Linked DNA regions of Homo sapiens: region 2 is linked to region 1. Evidence: chromatin loops called from intact Hi-C (ENCODE). Cell type or tissue: CD4-positive, alpha-beta T cell. All regions are shown on one strand. Each heading gives the region's core, and the rest is flanking DNA. Links, peaks and the distances in the headings are about the cores only. Region 1 has its middle 32 kb from the start of SUMO4. Region 2 has its middle 190 kb from the start of UST.

Region 1 (2,912 bases), core at 116-2,615:
CATGAAGATACAGATTTTCAGTAATTTATTCTAATGTTTATTATTTTATTATTTATCTTGTTTTATTTTATTTTGAGACAGAGTCTCACTCTGTCGCCCAGGCTGGAGTGCAGTGGCGTCATCTTGGCTCACTGCAACCTCTGTCTTCCAGGTTCAAGTGATTCTCCTGCCTCAGCCTCCCGAGTATCTGGGATTACAAGCATGTGCCACCACGCCTGGCTAATCTTTGTATTTTTAGTAGAGAAGAGGTTTCGCCATGTTGCCCAGGCTGGTCTCGAACTCCTGACCTCAGGTGATCCTCCCACCTCGGCCTCCCAAAGTGCTGGGATAACAGGTTGGAGCCACTGTGCCTGGCCTGCTTTTCAGTAATTTTGAAGCACAAAGTACTCAGGCTGTTGATGATTTCCCTGTCAATACAAGTAAGCAGTCAGCTTCGTTAGTGGTCTGTTGTTGTGCAGATGTGGAGAACTGATAAGCGACGTGGAAGGAGAAAGGTACGCCTCATCGCATGGTGTGGGAACACGTGTGTGTAATGCTAGAAATACTAGTATTTAGTATTTTAGTATATTTAGTAAAATTTAGTAATTTTAGTATATAGTATTATTGGGTCAATTTTGTTCTTAGTTTCACACGTACATTCTTGGACATTTCGACATTCAAATGCCTTGTGGGGAATTAGTAACATATCTCTAAGGTCTTGTCCAGCCCTAACATTCCGTGATTTCTAAAAACCACCCCAACACATTTATATAGCATCACTGACCAACTCGCTTTGAAATGGATAAAGTATGTTCCCATTCCATGCGGTTTTTTCCTATCCGACTACAGAAATAGTTCTCCCCCTCAAATCTCACTTCAAATGTGGGTTTGAGGCATGATTTTTAAAGAGCTTCCAACATTGCGATAGTGTTGGCAAGGATGCCAGGAGGGAGCCCTCCAGAACATAGGACTCCACTCCCTTAACTTCTGGAAGGCAGAGGGGAAAAGCACAGTCGAAATTCTCTGGAGGGGAAGGCGCTGGTCTGCTTCAGCTGAGAAAGGAGCTGATCAACGGTAATCCGCACCAGTCCTGAATCCTTTATTCTCTTTACACAGAGTGGCTAGAAACAGGCTGCCCAACACAGCTGCTGGTGTCCCTTCAGACCCAGGGACGCATGTCAGAACCAGCACCAACCATTAGGTGGCGCCGTTGTAGCACAACAAGCATTGACCTGGGTTGGCGACAAATCTGACCCCGCTCCCGGTGGAACTGCCACTGGCTCTCTCCCCTGTCATGGGGTTCCCACAAGCCTAGCAGCTCGGAGCCCCAGGCCAGTAACCAGTGAACAGCTGAGGATGAGGATGATAAAACACAGGAAAAAACACGTGCACTTGCACCCTGGCAGTTACAGCTCTTTGTGATGGAAGATGTAACAGCTAAGGCAAATTAAATATGTTTTCATTTAAAATTCATAATAAACTATTTTGAACATACATAAAATTATGTGTATATATGACTATTGTAACAAATGCCTGATTTTTTTTTTTTTTGTTTTTGAGATGGAGTCTTACTTTGTTGCCCAGGCTGGAGTGCTGTGGCATGATCTTGGCTCACTGCAGCCTCTGTTTTCCAGGTTCAAGTGATTCTCCTGCTCAGCCTTCTGAGTAGCTGGGACCACAGGTGCGCACCGCCACACCTGGCTAATTTTTTTGTATTTTTGGCCATGTTGCCCAGGCCTGTCTCAAACTCCTGAGCTCAAGTGATCCTCCTGCCTTCGCCTCCCAAGGTGGCTGCCTGACTTGAATTTTAACACCCTGCCATGTTTGCATTAATGTTTTATTTCTTTTAATAATGATTTGTAATTTTCTTTACAAATGTATGGGTGCATATTTTATTAAAATTATTTCTGAGTACCATGTAGATTTCTACCACTATTGTTATTATGAATGGGTTCTTTTTTCTTCACAGTCTGTTATTGTTGTATTTTTTTGTGTGTGAATAATCTTTGAATTCCCTGAATGCTTTATCTACATCTATTGAGATCATTACATTTTTCTCTTTCATCTTTGCATATGGGATAAACCAGTTAATTTTCTCCTTTAGCACTGACCAAAAAAATTCTGTTTTTAAAAATAATATTATGGCCGGGCGTGGTGGCTCACCCCTGTAATCCAGCACTTTGGGAGGCCGAGGCGGGTGGATCACTTGAGGTCAGGAGTTCGAGACCAGCCTGGGCAACATGGCAAAACCCCTCTCTACTAAAAATACAAAAATTAGACAGGCATGGTGGTGGGGGCCTATAATCCCAGGTACTTGGGAGGCTGAGGCAGGAGAATCACTTGAACCTGGTGGGGGGCGGAGGTTGCAGTGAGCCTAGATCGTGCCACTTCACTCCAGCCTGGGCAAAAGAGTGAAACTCTGTCTCTTTATAATAACATGAGCATTTCCTCGTCTTATTATAAACTCTGTAAGGATGATCTGTGGGAACTACATTTTCCCCAGTGGAGAGACTAAACTTATTGCACATTATGTCTCTTTTTTTTTGCTATTATAAATAAAAATACCTTTGGCATAAATTGACCCAGTTAGATGCAAGCAAATTATGTGATATTTTAAGGCCTCTGATGCCTGTTCCCAAGCTGCTTTCTTGAAAGCCGTGCAATTGTATACCATCACCATCACCAGCAATGCAAGTCATCACTTCTTCACCAGCAAGACCATTAAAACAATCCCCCAAACCACTGTCATCAGCACCACACCAGCAACATGACAGGTGAAAAGCTTCAAGTCCATTTGTTTAACTTTTTTTCCCCGTAGGATTGTTAACACGTTTAATTCCTCTTTGGTGAATCATCTATTCAAGTATTTTACCTACTTGGTGATCAGAATCTTGGTGTTTTTAATTTATTCACGGTAAGAACACTATACCTAT
Region 2 (2,912 bases), core at 138-2,637, 870 kb after region 1:
TTTTTAACCCTTACTATGCATCAGAATAACTTGTGGAACTTGCAAAAACTCATGAATGTCCAGACTTCATTCCCTGAAGTTCAGATTCAATTGGTCTGCAGTAGGCCCCGGGCAGCCTCCTTTGCAAAGCTTCCCAGGTATAATGGTGTTCTACTCTCCCCAGTTATTCAATGAAACACAAACTTAGGTGTTTCTATGAAGGTATTTTGTAGATGAAATTAAAACCCCAAATCAGTTGACTTTAAGTAAGGGAGAGTATCCTAGACCAGCAGTCCCCAACCGTTTTGGCACTGGTCACCAGTTCCATGCAAGAAAATTTTTCCGTAGATGGGGTGGGGTGCGAGGGGATGGTTTCAGGATGATTCAAGCATGTTTCATTTATTGTGCATCTTTCTTTCTATTATTATTACATACTCACCATAATGTAGAATCAGTGGGAGCCCTGAGCTTGTCTTCCTGCAACTAGATGGTCCCTTCTGGGGGTGATGGGAGGCAAGGACAGATCATCAGGCATTAGATTCTCATAAGGAGCCTGAAGCCTAGATCCCTTGCATGTGTAGTTCACAGTAGGGTTTGCGATCCTGTGAGAATCCAATGCCACTGATCTCACAGGCAATCAGATCCTAACAGGCCATGGACTGGTACCAGTCTGTGGCCCAGGGGCTGGGGACCCCTGTCCTAGACAATCCAGATGGGCCTGATTCAATGCATCAGAAGGCCTTAGAAGCAAAGCTGAGGCGTCCTTGATGAAGAAGAAATGTCATGGTGGACAGCAGCATCAGCTGGTGTCTGTGAGTTCCAGCCTGTCCTTCCTGATGATCAGCCTGCCCTATGGATTTCAGACTTGCCTCGTCACACCTCGCAATTAAGCCAATTCCGTGCAAAAAATCTCGAATTATACATCTCTCACGGGTTCTGCTGAGAACCAGGGAGTTATTCAGTAGTTGTTAAGCCAAAGGGCATCAGAATAAAATAACACAAGGTCAAATCTCATCTCTTCTCCCTGCGACCTTCGTGGCTGCAGTTCCTTCAGCTATAAAGTGGGGATCTCGGTGTTCGGTGCACAGGCATCCTGTGAAGGGTAACTGCTCTCAGGAGTGTGTACGTTCACTACACATCAGGACTGAGTGATGGCAGCTGCTCTTATACTGCTAGGCTATTCTGGGCCATGAGCAAATAAATGTTCAGACAAAAAATGCGGCTGGTGTTCCCTCACCATTGCTTGACATCTAAAGTTTAGGGCCTTGGAGTGACCTAATCCGGCTTCCCCCAGCTTGCTCCCGCAGTAGGCAAGAGGGCGCCTGCGCACACACAGACACGTGGACGCTGCACCCCAGCAGGTGCAGGACACCGAGGCGGCCGCCCAGCTCCGGTCATGAAAGCAGCCAGGAGTTCCATCGGTCACCCATCATCGCTCTCCTGGGAGTTTTAATAGGTGTTTTGGTTACAGGACTCCAGGTCTCGCTGCTCACTTGGTGAGTCGTGGCGGTCCTGCCGGCCCTGCTGCCGCCGCACTCGGTTTCGGGGCTGCGGCTCGGCTCCGCACCGCGCGGCGTGGACGCGCTCCTCCCGGGGGCTCCCGCGCCTCCCACCAGCGCCTCCCGGCGAGCTGGCTCGGCCTCCAGCCTGGCGAAGCAGTGCCCTCTGGCGGCCACGCACTGCAGCAGCGGCTCGCTCGGCAAGACGGAGGCCGAAACCTGAAACCGGCTCTGGGCCCTGATTTCTTTCTAAGCCACTGTTTTTTGACTTGGAAATCCATAAGAAATCCAAAATTGTAGGTTTTTCTCTTTTTTTATGAAACAATTTTTGTATTTTCCACAGACAATAAATTAGATGTTTCTGTTCCTGGTAGTGCCCAATGTGAGGATGGATACATTTAGCACCTGCACATGTGAAGGTGACCCGACATTAAAAGTAGGGAAACTCCGTGTGGATTTCGGTGATGAGCTACACGTTCACAAAACCACCCTTGATAGTCATTTCCACAACTTCCAGTCCTGAGAACTGGTCACTCCAGCAGGTTTAAGGTAATAATCTGTGGGTCAAAGTTAAGTCAAAGTTAAGCCTTGGATACGCAGAGAGGAGCCGCCTCTTTGTCTATTTACCTTGTCACTAGCCATCCGCGTATGGACCTCAGCCCCTCGTGTCACCCCTCTGGGTCTCCGTCTCCTAACCTAGGAAAGAAGAGGGTTAAAATAGAGCCTCTTCAGCGTTTGCATTTAGGATCCAAGGGCTAGTCATTCTGGAATAGTCATTCATTCAGCAAATACCACGTGTCAAGTGGAGAGGGTTCAGGTTCACCAGGGAGCAAACCTGTGCGTTCCCGGATGTTAAATTGTAGCAAGGGAGAAAGGTACTAAGCAATAAACCTAAAGATGACACAGTGTGTTAGAAGGTGAGAATGAACGCCAGGTGGAAACTGGCACAGGTGTGGGACTCGAGAGTGGTAGCCCAGGGAAAGGCTGAGGGAGAGGCAGTTTCAGATGACGGAATCAGGCCAGGACTCTGAAAAGTGTCCTTTGAGCAAAGACCTGTAGAAGGGCATGAGAAAACCACAGGGTCTTTCTGAAGAAGAGACTTCCAGGCAGAAGGAAGCCTGCAGAGGCCCGAGGTGAGAGCGGTCCGTTAAACTTGCGGACCAAGGAGAAAGCCTGTGTGGCTGAATCAGAGTGGCTGAAGAGTAGCGATGGCTGGGGAGGCTAGGAGGTCACAAGAGATGGTTACACAGAACCTGCTGGGCCACCGCAAAGGATTTGCCTTTGACTCTGAAAGAAACGGGGCCATTGGAGGTTTTGAGCAGAGGAGCGGCACGATCTGCCTGATGTTTTCACAGGTCTGTCTTAGCCTGCTCGGGCTGCCATACATAACAAAATGCCATAGACTGGGTAACTTACACAGCAAACATTTCCTCA

What was found. Peaks named below come from ENCODE experiments on the same cell type or tissue, not always from the same donor. Only the 100,000 strongest peaks of a DNase experiment are listed, where the experiment ranks them.
Region 2: it touches region 1 in a loop (10-fold over the local background); 8 of 110 quality-filtered maps call a loop at or near these places.

What each region holds. Positions count from the first base shown.
Region 1 is chr6:149,430,445-149,433,356 of GRCh38, reverse strand. No RefSeq gene overlaps it. Among named protein-coding and RNA genes, the nearest start is that of SUMO4, 32 kb to the right of the region's middle. RefSeq lists a silencer at 1,096-1,382. In CD4-positive, alpha-beta T cell, for the core only: CTCF peaks have their summits at 989 and 1,188 (motif pointing right); a DNase peak (open chromatin) is centred at 1,196; H3K4me3 peaks cover 261 bases.
Region 2 is chr6:148,558,675-148,561,586 of GRCh38, reverse strand. No RefSeq gene overlaps it. Among named protein-coding and RNA genes, the nearest start is that of UST, 190 kb to the left of the region's middle. RefSeq lists a silencer at 1,561-1,740. In CD4-positive, alpha-beta T cell, for the core only: a CTCF peak has its summit at 1,666 (motif pointing left); a DNase peak (open chromatin) is centred at 1,626; H3K4me3 peaks cover 291 bases.